Regions from separate parts of the Homo sapiens genome. Here region 1 is linked to region 2. A link is a contact called in ENCODE Hi-C data. All regions are on one chromosome and are shown on one strand. Each heading gives the region's core, a stretch centred on a gene start or an enhancer-like site at or near the end of the contact. The rest is flanking DNA. Distances are from core to core; before and after follow the strand shown. Region 1 holds the start of LAMC1 (laminin subunit gamma 1). Region 2 overlaps CACNA1E (calcium voltage-gated channel subunit alpha1 E).

The links. Hi-C counts contacts between places; a loop is a spot of excess contacts on that map. Pooled maps may share reads with other maps.
Region 1: a loop to region 2 is called in a pooled map, with 5 times the contacts of the local background. The contact joins the promoter of LAMC1 here to the enhancer-like site in region 2. A Hi-C loop is called at or near these places in 2 of 37 single-sample maps with no recorded cell type and 3 of 50 pooled maps.

Annotation. Positions count from the first base shown.
Region 1 is chr1:183,021,699-183,027,944 of GRCh38, reverse strand. LAMC1 (laminin subunit gamma 1) reads right to left here and starts at 4,525. Exons shown (of 28, transcript NM_002293.4): 1 at 3,811-4,525. The coding sequence starts at 4,228. RefSeq lists enhancers at 3,609-4,162, 4,718-5,272, 5,273-5,828 and silencers at 4,117-4,256, 4,277-4,346, 4,397-4,786, 4,817-5,206.
Region 2 is chr1:181,498,339-181,505,267 of GRCh38, reverse strand. The region is part of intron 1 of CACNA1E (calcium voltage-gated channel subunit alpha1 E); the gene reads right to left. Among named protein-coding and RNA genes, the nearest start is that of CACNA1E, 18 kb to the right of the region's middle. RefSeq lists enhancers at 1-3, 424-543. Within about 2 kb of position 2,012, at least 6 of the 41 ENCODE cell types and tissues checked have a DNase peak (open chromatin) inside an H3K27ac peak, as active enhancers do.

The sequences.
Region 1 (6,246 bases), core at 3,276-5,775, 1.5 Mb before region 2:
GGCCTTTGTGAGACAAACTAAAATAGTGTCCCCTCAGGGTGCACAAATACCACAGTGAAGTCACCACAGTGAGCTATTCCCTGACATAGTCAGAACCCACCTTGCAAAGGTTTTCCTGGGGGGAAAAATTGCCATTTGTTCCATGTTAAATACATACACACTCAGCAGAGGACCAAAGAGAATAAAAGGCAATAGCCTTATATATCAATTATTCTAACTTAAACACACAAAAAAGATATGCAGATGCAGATTTAAAAGCTTCATTTAATCACTATTGGTTCCTACAGTTTATGAGGAGCTTGGAAACTAATCTGGTTTCAGTGTTAATTTTAGGAGTTTCATAAACTTTGATTGGGTTGGTTTTATAAGCACTCTTTTCCTTAATCTAATTGTTTTTAGAAAGAGGAAAAGCTACCTTTCTCAAGATTAGGATCCTGTCTGCCAAGTTTCCATCCACAATGATTATCAAATTAATTAATGGGGCTGTTTGATAAAAGGCAAATCCTTAGCTACAATCTTAGTATCAACTACTACCCCACTGGTACTGATAAAAACTTACTATAACTTATAAGACATAAAACCCAAACTTTTTAACAGCAACTGAATAATCCATCCAGAAGTTGAAGGTGAAACAAAAAAGACTTCTTCTTAGAAAAGTGGCTGGTGGAGATTTCTCCCCACAACAAGCAGAAAGTGCAATTCTGGTTCCCATAGCAACTTTAACTCTTTTTATCCGAGGATGCACTGCACCCTGCACCCTGGATGACTGTGTATGGTGCTTAAGAGAGCGCTGTTTTCAGAATCAACACTGATTTTCCTGGCTTTTGTACAGCAAGTGATGATACAGGCACAATAATCAGATTTGTATTTGCCATCTGTTAAAATACGCCTCAGCCTCCCAAAAAGTATCAGTTAAAATGATCCTATAATTTTATATACACATGTGTATGCATGAAAAATTTCTAGAGGGTCATATTAATGTAAGAAATTGTGAAGGGTGGTCTCTAGGGCATGGAGCTTAGCAGCTAGTGATAAAGAAACTCACTTGTCATTACACTTACTGTTTGAATTTACAATGTCATGTTTCATTTTCATAATTTAAAAAAGTCAGTGCCAAAACACTTACATAACTACTTACATTTCTTATGTATGATTTGACTGCTTATTTTAAAGTTTACTGTATTTAAAGTTCAACATCAAAAGAAAGGCTAGAAAAGTGGTGGCTAGACCTAGTTCTTTCACACTACTCATTTCTAGCTTCACATGCTCTGTAATAGCAAAGCACAATATGCATCACTTGTTTAAGGGTATGTGAAATTTGAACTGGGAGGGAGATTTAATAGATGCACAAAACAGTCACGGTACTTTAATTCATGGGAAATAATTAGTTAGCTACAGCCCATGGAGTAACTGGAGTTGGGGAGTGAATATGCTAAACATCAAAACACACAGTGACACATGACACCTTGCCTACTTGTCATAAATTGTTGATCGAAACATACATGTATACATATAACCTTGTCATTAAAGGGGGGGGGAGGACAGAAAGAGAAACCTCAACCTCACTACACACAAACCTTTCCCCCTTCCCACCTCCTCCACTATGCATGATTTCTTCCAGGATGTCATTTCTGATCCAAGAACAAGTCAAGTATCCTAGTCAAGTTAGTTTAAACTAGAAGTTTAAAGTACATATTTTTACAGTTAATCACAATGCTTGTAAGAAAATACTTTAACTTTTAACTTACAAGTTTTAAACTCATAGTTTTATGAATTTCATTTAGCAAGAATATTACCAAAAGTTGAGGAAAATTTCAGCAAAACCAAGTCCAAGCATAAAACATTTCATAGTAAAAAGTGATGTTAGAGGTAAACTCTAAGATCTCTTTTGACCTTTTAATCAACCATGACCCAAAGTTAACATATCTGCCTCCCAGTGGGAGCAATCTAACGTAACTGATACTGGGTTACTCTACCGCATTATCTTTGCAACAGGGTAGTAATCACTGAGTAATCTATCTACCTCTGAAATCACCTTAAATAACCTTTAGCTACACAGTGCCTACAAGAGAAAATTCTGAGAGCCAAGATTGACAACCCCACCTTTATGTAAATAAGAGACTGTTGTTCAGTAATTGTCAATTGAATTTCAGGCATCTGAGATTTCAGACATCAGGCAACGCCTTTTCTTTGAAAATTTTAAAATCTGAAAATGAAAAAAATAAGACTTCAAGAGTATTCAAACTTGAACACAGAAACTTTAACAAGTCAAAAGTTAAACAGAAATACTTAGATACACATTTCAAAAATAATTTTGGCCAACTTAAAAAATATAACAGGAGAAAATAAAGAGCAATCTCACAGATCTTAGGAAATCCTCGGTCACTAGCTATGTCTTCAGAAAGGCACCTTTAAAAAACTGAACTCAGTGCACTTTACTTCTTCAATCCCTGAAAAACAGATACCTCATAGTATCATTTTATGAAATTATTTTCAAAATGTTTCATTTGTTTAATGACTCAACTGCAAATAAGATGTTAAATAATTCTGCTTTTCTAACACTTATTCCACACACAATAATTTAATCCCACTTTTCAAAGTACTTTTTGTTAAGTCCAATTCTTTCTCTGGAATCCTGATACTTACATAAAGTTTAGTGTACCGGAGAGCAGCAAAATCATGATCAAAAGAACCATTTGCCTACAACATGTTCCTTTCCAACACCCCTAAGTGATATTAGCCTTACAAAATTACCCTCCCTTGACAGAAGAATGGCTTGAGGCAGTCTGTTCTCTCTGGAAGTTCATTAGTACCAGCTACTGGTAATAATCAAGCCTTCCAAGGCAATGGGGAGTGAAGTGTTAAGTCAAACGTGTTTCTCACACATAGATTCCTCTGTTAAACACAATAATGAAACTTTCTGCCTATTTACGTATCTCAATGATGAAGAAAACCTTAGCTAGACCGAACATTATTTTTGGTGCTTCCAGATACATATGTCCATCCTCAATCCACTGCCCTGCCATGAAGTTTTCTACACATCCCTTTCCTGATTTCTGAAACATCACTTACACGTGTTTCTACAGTTGCTTTGAATGAAAGCAAAAGGGAAGACAGTAAAGGAGAGCCTTTTTACCCAGGGACAAGGCTATGCCCAGCAATTACAGTGAGTGCACTTCCTTTTGTTCATTCTGCACCAGGATTAGCAGTCAAATCGCTTTGTGGTTCTTAATTAAGGCTGAGCAGCTATAAAGAACAATAACTTCAAAAGTGAATTTATGTTTTAATTACACATAGGCAATATAGGCAGCGAAGGCATTTGCTCCCCTCAAATTCCCCCTTAACTCAACAGAGCAATCACCCTCAGCCCTGGAAGGACATCTAAACATTTTAAAGGCGAAAGTGTTTAAGGCGGACCTTCTTGTTTCCGATCCAAGAATGCGCTGTGATGACCTTGCTAGCAAAGAGAAAAGTGGGGATGGGAGTTTCTGATTAACGCTTCAGAAAAAAAAGGGGGAAATCACAATCCTAACAGCCGAAATGCAGAATAATCAGAGAGCCAGAATCCCGTTAAGTCAGAAAGAACAGGAAAGCAGAGAGACTCGTGCGGAACATCCTGGCCCTCACGGGATGTTAAAAGCAGTATCTATTTAAGAAGTTGGAGAAAGGAGTTTCTGTGTGGCCCATGCCGGGGAACAGAGAGCAAACACGCGGCCGTCTGCGCCCGTGAGGCCGGCCACTGGGACGGAGCCGGTCCGGGAGCTGGGCTGCTGGCGAGCAGTAGCAGGGGACGGGGCTGTCACCGCTTACCCAGGTGCAGCGTGAGGTTGATGGAGCTGGGGTACTGCACCCCGGCCAGCATGGTCTGGCTTTGCCACCAGGTGGTGTCGGCCTGGTTGTTGTAGTCGGTCAGGAAGGCTGCCCCGTGCTGCAGGTGGGGCTGCCCGGCGTCGCACAGGTGACAGGACTTGGTGACCCCGGTCACCCCGGTCTGCACACAGTATTCCTCGGGCGGAGTCCCACACGTGTTGGTGGCCACCACAGTCACGTTGAAGGCGGCGTTGACGAACTCGGGCATGCAGCGCTGCGGCCGCCCGCCCTCGTCCGTGCACTCGTCCATGGCTGCCTGGGCACAGCCCGCCGCGGCGGCCGCCGCCAGCACGGCCAGCACGGGCCAGAGCCGCCCCCGGGGCCGCAGGGCCGGCGCGGCCCGATGGCTCCCTCTCATCCCGCCGCCCGCACGCTGGGTCACGGCGAAGGCAAGGGCACCGGCGCGTTCCTCTCGCCTAGCGGCGTCCCCCGGAGGCCGCTTCGCTGCTTGAGCCTGGGGGCCCAGGGGCCTGACTCCGGCGCGGGCGGTGGCGGCGGCTCGCGCCGGAGAGACTGACGGGTGGGCGCCCCTAGCGAGGACCGCGCTGCTCGCCGACCACTGCCCCCGCGCGCCGCCTCCGCGCTTCCCTCACCTACCCCGGGAGCAGCCTGCACTCCGCGCCGACCCCCGACTTCCGAGCGCGTGCCCGAGTGCGCGCCCCCGGGGAGGAAGGAGCAGGGGGTGGGGTCGGCAGGGTGGGGTGGGGTCTGGGCGAGGAGAAAGCCCAACCCTGTCTCCTCTCAGCAACTCCCGCGGCCCCTGGGGCAACTCCCCGGCCCACCGCGCCCCATGGACTGCGCGTCCGCCCCGGCGACTCCAGGAGGCGGCGGGGGCGGGAGCAGCGGCGTCTCGCGCTCGGGCCCGCGGCGCGCGACCCGGGGGGAGGGGCGCGCGAGGTGGGCGGGGAGCCGGGGGAGGGGGTTGGGGGAGGGGAGGGGAGAGGAGGGGAGAGGAGGGGAGGGGAGAGGAGAGGAGGGGAGGGGAGGGCGGCTGGGTGGTGCATGCCGGGAGGGAAGGGCGGCCTCGCAGACCCGCTCCCCGCGCGGGAGTCGCTGGGGTCCTTGGGCTCCGCGGCCTGGGAGACTCCGGATTGCGGGAGGAGTCGGGGGAGGGCGCCTTAGAGGGGCGATGCCGGGTCAGGAGGTCGCTCGGGGTCGTCCCTGGGGCCTCGCGCCAATTTGGGCTGCGGCAAGAGGGTCCCCGCCCGGCCAGGTGTGGGTCCGAACCGGGAGCGCCCGCTGCTGCCCGGGGCCCCGCTCCAGCCCCTCCCGAACAGAGGTCCCGGGGCGTTCATGGGGCCGACACGGTCCCTGGAGAATCAGAAGGGCCTGGTCGCAGCAGCCAGATGAGTTTCGTGAAGCGATTTCCTGCCGCTGATTTAAAGTGTAACCAGTCGTTTTACCGGGGCAAGGAAGGAAGTGAAAAGGCTGGGAATGGAATGAATTTTTCCCTTGGGTACGCACGACCCACTGCGAAATTCTTCCACTGTGTTGTTTGTGTTCCTCGGCTTGCCTTTAAAAGACTCGAAATTATGTGGATTCTGACATCCTCCTTTTCGGGCCTGCTGAGTCACGGAATATTCTCAGTGCCAGAATGACTCAGTTCACAGAACCTGAGCCAGAAGATCATGAGTTTTAGTCCCGGAGCAGAACCTGGGCGCTTACCCAGTGCTGGATACGGCAAGCAGAGACCAGGGCAGGGAGGCAGCAGCTTGAAACCCTTGGCGTCCCCAAGCAGAGAGGATGCACATAGTGAATGACACGGATTTGTTTTGTTCTAGCTTTTCAGGAATTTAATGATAAAGTGCGGATAATAAGTACACCGCAAAAACAAAACAAAAAAACACATGCATAATTTCGGACCCAGTTGTCCCATTAAGATAGGCGTAATGGGAATCTGAAACAAGGAAATAAGTATATGTTAGGTGACTCTGGATAGTTAGGGTTAGTTAGACGCAGACTGCTGATTAGGAAAACCTTAAGGATAATGTTCTGGTAGGATGAAGAAGGGAGGGGAATCTAGGGTCTTGTTACACGGCTGAGCTTACTTAGCAAGTTATGTTCATCACTGTTCCGTTTATTTGATGAGATGGGTGGAGATTATGCATGGCTAAAGGTGCCTCATTCTTGGCACCTTCTCTTTGGGAGAATTAAGTTGTGGGGACTAATAATTTTTTAATCCTTTCATACATGAGTTGAAGCGAAATAAATACGTTCATTTACACCTAGAGGGGATTATATGCTCTCTCAGTCCTTCGTTGTACTTGAGGACAAACGTGGGCATATAGGACAAAAATAAGGATGTTAGTTGTGAATAAAGCTACAGATTTGTAATAAACTTGTTTATATTTTAATAAACATATTAGTGAATTTGCA
Region 2 (6,929 bases), core at 763-3,262:
ACCATTTTCTGAGTGTTCAAATGAGCATGTGTTCATTTATCACTACAAAATCAATTAAAGCTATATGTATCCTGAAAAGAACAAATCAACACAAAAACCCATCCCAACCTGAGAGTGAGGAGGAATGCGATGGCCAGAGAAATCAGAAAAAGACTTCGGAGAGGATTAAATGCAAGAGAATGAAGGGACCTGGCCAAAATGAGGAAATGACCATGAAACCACTTTGAAACTTGCAAAAGACATCTTCCTTCCTGCCTTCCCTCCTGTACCAGCTCACTGCTCACTAGAGGCCTCATTTCATAAACTTTACTGGCAATCTCCTCAAACACCCCTTCACTCCTCGTTCCCTCTGAGCCCATTAATGAGGACCTGTGTTGCTCCAACTCTCTTTCTAGTCTAGCAGTTTCAAGACAATCATTAGGGAAATGATAAAAATAGGTTCACTTATTGATTTATCTCCTTTACCCAATGCTCCTTCCTTTGAATGGTTGACTTGTTTCCTTAGCAACATGGCTAATTTGAGCAGCACGACGTGGCCTGCACACCTGCCATTTGTTCATTTCCTTCTTGAAGCACAGAAAGCTGGGGCAAGGGTGGTGATGCTGGTTCTGCTGTCACCGGAGCCCTGGGGGCCTGGCCTGGAGCTGAGCTCTTCATCTGCCTGAGCCTGAAAAGCCTCCTCATCATCACCTCTCAGGTACAGATCTGTAGGTACATGCTTGGGAAGGACTTAGGCCTCAGGCAGTAAATATTGGGTGTCCCCAGGCAAACATGCATCTCTATCACCACCAGGGGGCTCATCCTGAAGACCTCTGTACTTAGCTGTCTCCTCCCAGAGCCTATGACATCCGAACACTAAGAAGGCCATGCTCTGACAGGCAGGCAGATAGAATGCTGTGCACTCTCCCAACTTCAGCCTAATGCAGAATATGCTTTTGTGGGGAGCAGTCGGTGGGCACTCAGGCACTTCCTGGAAACTCCTGGGGGGGTATAGAAGAGTCCACAGTCTGAGGGGAGGCATTCCTCAGCCTCCTTTACCCATTTCCACCCCTCACCCCAGACCCTACAGGAAGACCTGTCTCCTTTTCTCCCTTCAGTCTCATGTTTTTGGATGTCTAAATCCAAGAGATGTAACAGCCTCAGAGGATGGCATGGACACCTTCATGCATGTCTTTCCACCTCTTCTTCATGTGCACATAAATATCATCCTAATAAGTGGACTTTGACTCAAAGACAGTAACAGAGAAAGAGCCTTAACTAGTCTGTGATTCCCTATTAGCATGACACCAAATAGACATTTTACATATGAACAGGAATGAAATACAGCTATCCAAGCCTTCCGTGTAACTTCAGAATCTTCTTCAAGACCTGGAATGCAATGGAAAAAATGTAGCTTGGTAAAGGAAACCAGAGCCAGGCCTCCGACTGCAAAAGCTGTCCCAACACAGTACTCAAGAGTCAATGAAGGGTTATGACCATCCATTCCCACAGAACCAAACAAGAAATACAAAAGGACTGAAGCCTAAAATGATACCGGAATCTGAACTCCCTCTGAAAACTGTAAAGTGTTGCACAAATACAGTTACTTTCAGTATCCTACTAACTCAATCTTTCAGCATCTACTGTGGCTCAATACTTTGGGGAAAGCATCTGTTGGTGGTTACAGCCTCCAGCCCTCAGGAGTGGGCTGGCTGGCTGTAGCCATGGACTGACACAGAGGAGACCAACTCCAATAAAGGATTTAAAAGAAAATTATGGTAATGGGCCTCCAGGAAAAGAGCAAAGACATTTGGCCCAGAACCTCCTGAGAATATGGAAAGCGCATCCAAACACCAGTCCCCAGAGGAGGATTTATGAAGCTGATGGCTCTGATGCAATCTCTCCCAGTGATTAGAAGGGATATTAATCACACCCCAGGCCAGGGCTAAGAACAGGAGGGGTTGAACCATCACAGAAGTCTGGCTCCAGTTCCCACAGACCCTGATGGAAATGCAGTGAGATCATGCTGGTGAGATCATATGACCCTCGTCTGAGCCGACTGAGAAAGATACATCTGTCCTGGAGGGACGAGTAATGCCGAAGACATAAGACCTTGTGCCTAAAACCCAGACATAGCAATAGTTATGACCATCACTTCAACAGTGTGTCTGCATCCCTCATGGTCTTCCTCACCTTCCTAGAAGCAGACATTCTTACAGAAATCTCTGCTTCCTAACCTGTCTACACAAAAGGAAAATTCAAACCAGCCCTGTTCAAACAGGCCTGGCCTGGCCAGGCACAGTGGCTCACGCCTGCAATCCCAGCACTTTGGGAGGCCGAGGCGAGTGAATCACTTGAGGTCAAGAGTTCAAGACCAGCCTGGCCAACATGGTGAAACACTGTCTCTGCAATTAATACAAAAATTAGCCAGACATGGTGGTGGGCACCTGTAATCCCAGCTACTTAGGAGGCTGAGGCAGGAGAATAGCTTGAACCCAGGAGATGGAGGTTGTGGTGAGCCGAGATCATACCACTGCACTCCAGCCTGGGGGACAGGGTGAGACTCTGTCTCAAAAAACAAAACAAAACAAAAAAAGAACAAGCAAGCAAAAACAGCCCTGGCCAGTCCAGCTCCCTTCCTGGAGGGATGTTTCACATTTTCTCCAGATCATGGCATAAAGTAGAAGTCAGTATGAGGTAAAAAGATGGAGAGCCAAGAGGGCTTTCTAATGCCTCTCAGCAAGCCGCTCCACCCTGCCCAGGTGAGAGGGCCCAGGTTAAGAGATAAGCTATGGTGCAAGGAGTCTTGGCCCAGGGCTCCTTCTGGACTTCTTTGCACTCACTCCTATGGCTGCCCTGGCAGGACATGGCAGCCCAAAAGAGACCAGCCCAGAAAAGGGAATAAACAGACAGAACTATTCCTGGAGATTCTGAGGAGCTATAGATGAACTTTTCAATTCTCTGAAAATAAATGTTAACCTTCCAAATTTATCAATATATGGACTATCTTCCTATTTGGGTAGTCCATACTTTTAGGTTTCCTGGGTCTGTTCTGGGCTGATCAACAGAAGGTGAACCACACATCACCTCCAAAGGGCAAGAGGGCTAAACCCCTGTGTTTCTCCATGTGACAGTTAGCAGTGTACAACTCTGGCTGCAAACCTGGAAGTCCACCCTGCATACCCCTCCCATCCCCTCTCTAACCACGGCAGGAGACATGCACTGTCAACAAGCAGAAAAACATGAAAGAAGGCTCTGCCTACTCCATACTGTCCCATGTCATCATCTCATTGCTTTCCTTGTGCAATTTTTCTCACCACCCAACCTCATCTTAAAAAAAAAGACTAAAAAACCAAACCCCTTTTCTTTTTTTAAAACAAAACAAAACAAAAATGTATCATGTGACTTCCAGCCTTAACATCAGTTTTTTAACTTTGGTTTCCATGGTGGTGGGATGCAACCTGCCATCGCCATGACAACAGCTGCCTCTGTTCAAATTCACCATCTGACAGGCAGTCCTGAACAGACACACACCTCTCTCCTTCTTAATCCCTCTCTCTCTCTCTCTTCCCCACTCCTGCTGTCAAGAAGATGGAAATGCCATCACACCTACTCCTAAAAACCTAATGAATGAAAGACAAATAAAGCAATATTGAGAACATAACAAAGAGGCAGAGAACTCCCCAAAAGGCCTTTTGTTTGCCAATACAATCCTGCTGCTCTCTCATGGAGGTCAGTGGACTCAGTTACTCAAAGCAAAAGATCCTAAGCATTACCCATTTAATGCTGGCTGTGAAGGCAAGTCCAAATTCTCATTACTTTAGACCAAAGAACTCCCATCTGACTCCCAGGACCCTGCCCTCTGGATAAAGTGGCTGAAAGGAAGTGCACATGATTGCTACTTTGGTGAACCAACACTGAGGTCAGTTCCAGACTCATCTGGGCCCTGATTCCCAAAGGATGGGAAGTGCTGGTTCTGAGAAAATAAGACAGTACTGTCTCCCTCCCTCCTCCCACTGCCATGCCCCTTGCAGTTACAGACAGCTGGATAAGTCTTAACAAATTCATTTGTTTTGCGTGTGACTGGATCCTGGACTCAAAACGCTGTCATTCAACACACAGTTTTGGTGAACAGCAGACAAATGATTGAACGCTACAGAAAAGGGAAAAAAGAAAAGGGGAGCATTAAAAGCCTCTGGAAGAAAACAAAACAGCAGTGGGAAAATTACCTGTTTCAGAAACGAGAATTTGTGTTTTGATGACACTCTGATGAATTGGAGCCCATCAAGAGTTCTGGCAGCAACGTGCATTTCAGGGAAGATGACTATGAGGTGCAATCAGCAACCCCACCCAAGACTACACCCCACTTCATATCAACACCAGCATCATGGAACTGAGACAGCATAAGAAAAATGAAAAGCCTTTTGTGAAAGAGTCCATAGATCACCTGTGGGAGAATGTTTGTTTTCCTCTGAAAACTCTGCAACTGTGCCCTGGCATTCAAAGACACCTACTGAGCCTGCAAACCACGTGAGATAATGTTGAAAGAACTAGGGATACTCAGCTTGGAAAGGGAAGACTTGAGAAATACATCACAGCTGCTTTCAAATATCTGAAGGGCTAGCTTGTAATAAGGGGCTCAGATGTTTTCTAAGTTATTATGGAGGCAAAGACTAAGACCCAATGTGCAGAGTACCCATCCGAAGACAGATCTGGAGCAATAAAGAGAAGAACTTCCACTGTTCCACAAGTGAATGGACTATTTTGTTAAGTAGAAAACTAAGTGTTGTGCTAATAGATGTTTAACTTCGGGGGAAAAGCCCCAATGTGTAGCATTTGCAAATTTCTGGGGTATAAATACTCTCTCCATGGCCAATTTCAAGCTACCATCTTGATATCACTGAACATGGAGTCTAGAAGAGACATACAGAGAGGACACTCAAGAGCTGGGACAAGCCAGTTTCAGCACAGCACTTATTGTGAGTTCCACATCCCCAGGGGAGTGTCAAGGATGTTAAGGCGGTGACTGCTGTATTCAATGGTAGTCATGCTGGATCAACCTTCATATGCATAAGGGGTGAACCAACCAGGTAGGAAGCAAGGTCAACAACTCTTAGTCACTTGCTCAAGGGCCTCCTGGGTGAGCCTTACTCTGTCCTTCAGCCTCAAATGGCCTCCTCAGCCAGACCTGCATTCAGGATGTCTGGTCCATCCCCCTCATCACAGAAGGCTGTTACCTGTGCAGCTGGAGGTGTGTCGGAAGCAGCCACAGGTGAATGGCTTTGTCAATGCAGTGACACATAAGAATTAATCACCCCATTCTCTCAGGCTAAATTTCAAGACACCCAGGCGGCTCCTGCTATTTCACCATAGCCTGCAAGAAAACTGAGAGGGAGCAGCCAAGACGTAATCAAAGTACACTCAAAAGAAACAGAAGGAAGTCAGGTAACTGGCTCCCCTCGGTCTAGAAGATCAGTGGATCTCAGCCATGGCTGGACCATAGAATCACCTGGAAAGCTTTTCAAAATTAAGAATACAGGGGTCCTATCTCCAGAAATTTGGATTTAATTTGTCTTGGCTGCAGTCTAGGTATCAGCATTTCTAGAAGTTCCCAGGCTTATTCTAATGTGCAGCCAGGCTTCGAATGCTGGAGACCAAGAAAGTTAATCGTGTCCTCCAATCAGCTGAAATAACAATGATGGAAACTAGAATCCCAGAGTCTCTACAGTGGGAACTGAAAGGCACCTTAGAGTCTTAGTAACTATTCCAACACACTCATTTTACAGATGTAGATGCTGAGACCAGGAAAGGAATGAGATTTTTCTAGAACCAGGGCTAGAAACCTCTCTGTACTCTCAGCCCTACACCCTGAAAAGCTTGGGAAAACTATTATCAGAATAATCAAATAAAATTCCCTGGTCTCTTAGCTCCAATAGAGAATTCTAAAAGAAAGGGATCTAAAGATCTTTTTATTTGAGCTGCTTCCTCCTTCCCAGGAGTACTCAATTGTTCTCAAAGAGCTACCTCTCAGGGCAGAGTCTGGATAGTTTGCCTTTCTTAGGGCTACTGAAGAGCCCAGCAACCATTCTGAGATGAGTGCTTGCCTAAGCATCCATCTATTCTCCCATCTGCTGAGATCTGCTCTTGGTTTTACACTGGGTAGAAGTCCATTGCCTATTGAGTTTTATATTATCATTTCACAAAGTTCTCCAGCAACATATTTGGGAAAGAAGAATATTAACCATTTTTCTGAGTCACTGTTACCAATTCTCACTGGATCTCTGCTGGTTGGCTTCACCTCTATGAATATCTTTCTCTTATCCATTCCTATTTTTTCTTACGTAAGTCCTTTCTTATTAGTCATGATCCTTATATCCAGCCTCCTATGCCCCAAACACCAAAAACATATACTTGCTAAGGATGAGGAAGCCCCAGAAGAGAAAGAAGGGACTAGAGAGAAGATGGTTGAGCACAGAAAGGGTACAGAGGAAAGAAGAGAAAATGTGACAAAAGGATGCTGGCACTTGGTCGCGGCCCTGGGTTCTAGGCTCTGCTCTGCCACTTATTGAGGCAAATCATTTAACCTCTATGGCCTTCAGTTTTCTTATGGATAAGTGTGAGTTTGATTCAAGTTTCTTTTTATTCTCTATAAATCTAATATTCTAGTATTCTGTTATGCTAATGAGGAACATGATGGGAAGGGAAATGGAGGAGAAAGAAAGAGCATACATGATTACAACTGAGAGAAGCCATTTTTGGTGAAATTACTAATGAGGAGATCCCACAATAGCATTCAAAAATGGAAATCCTGGCACACCCAGGGACATCTTGAAAGGGTCTAGAGTCCATGGAAATACTTCTAAATTGTCAAGCATAGGAGCTCCATGACCAGTTGGATTCGCTAGCAGCTTCTCTAACAGAGTTAAAGAAAAGCTAGAATCTTCACAATG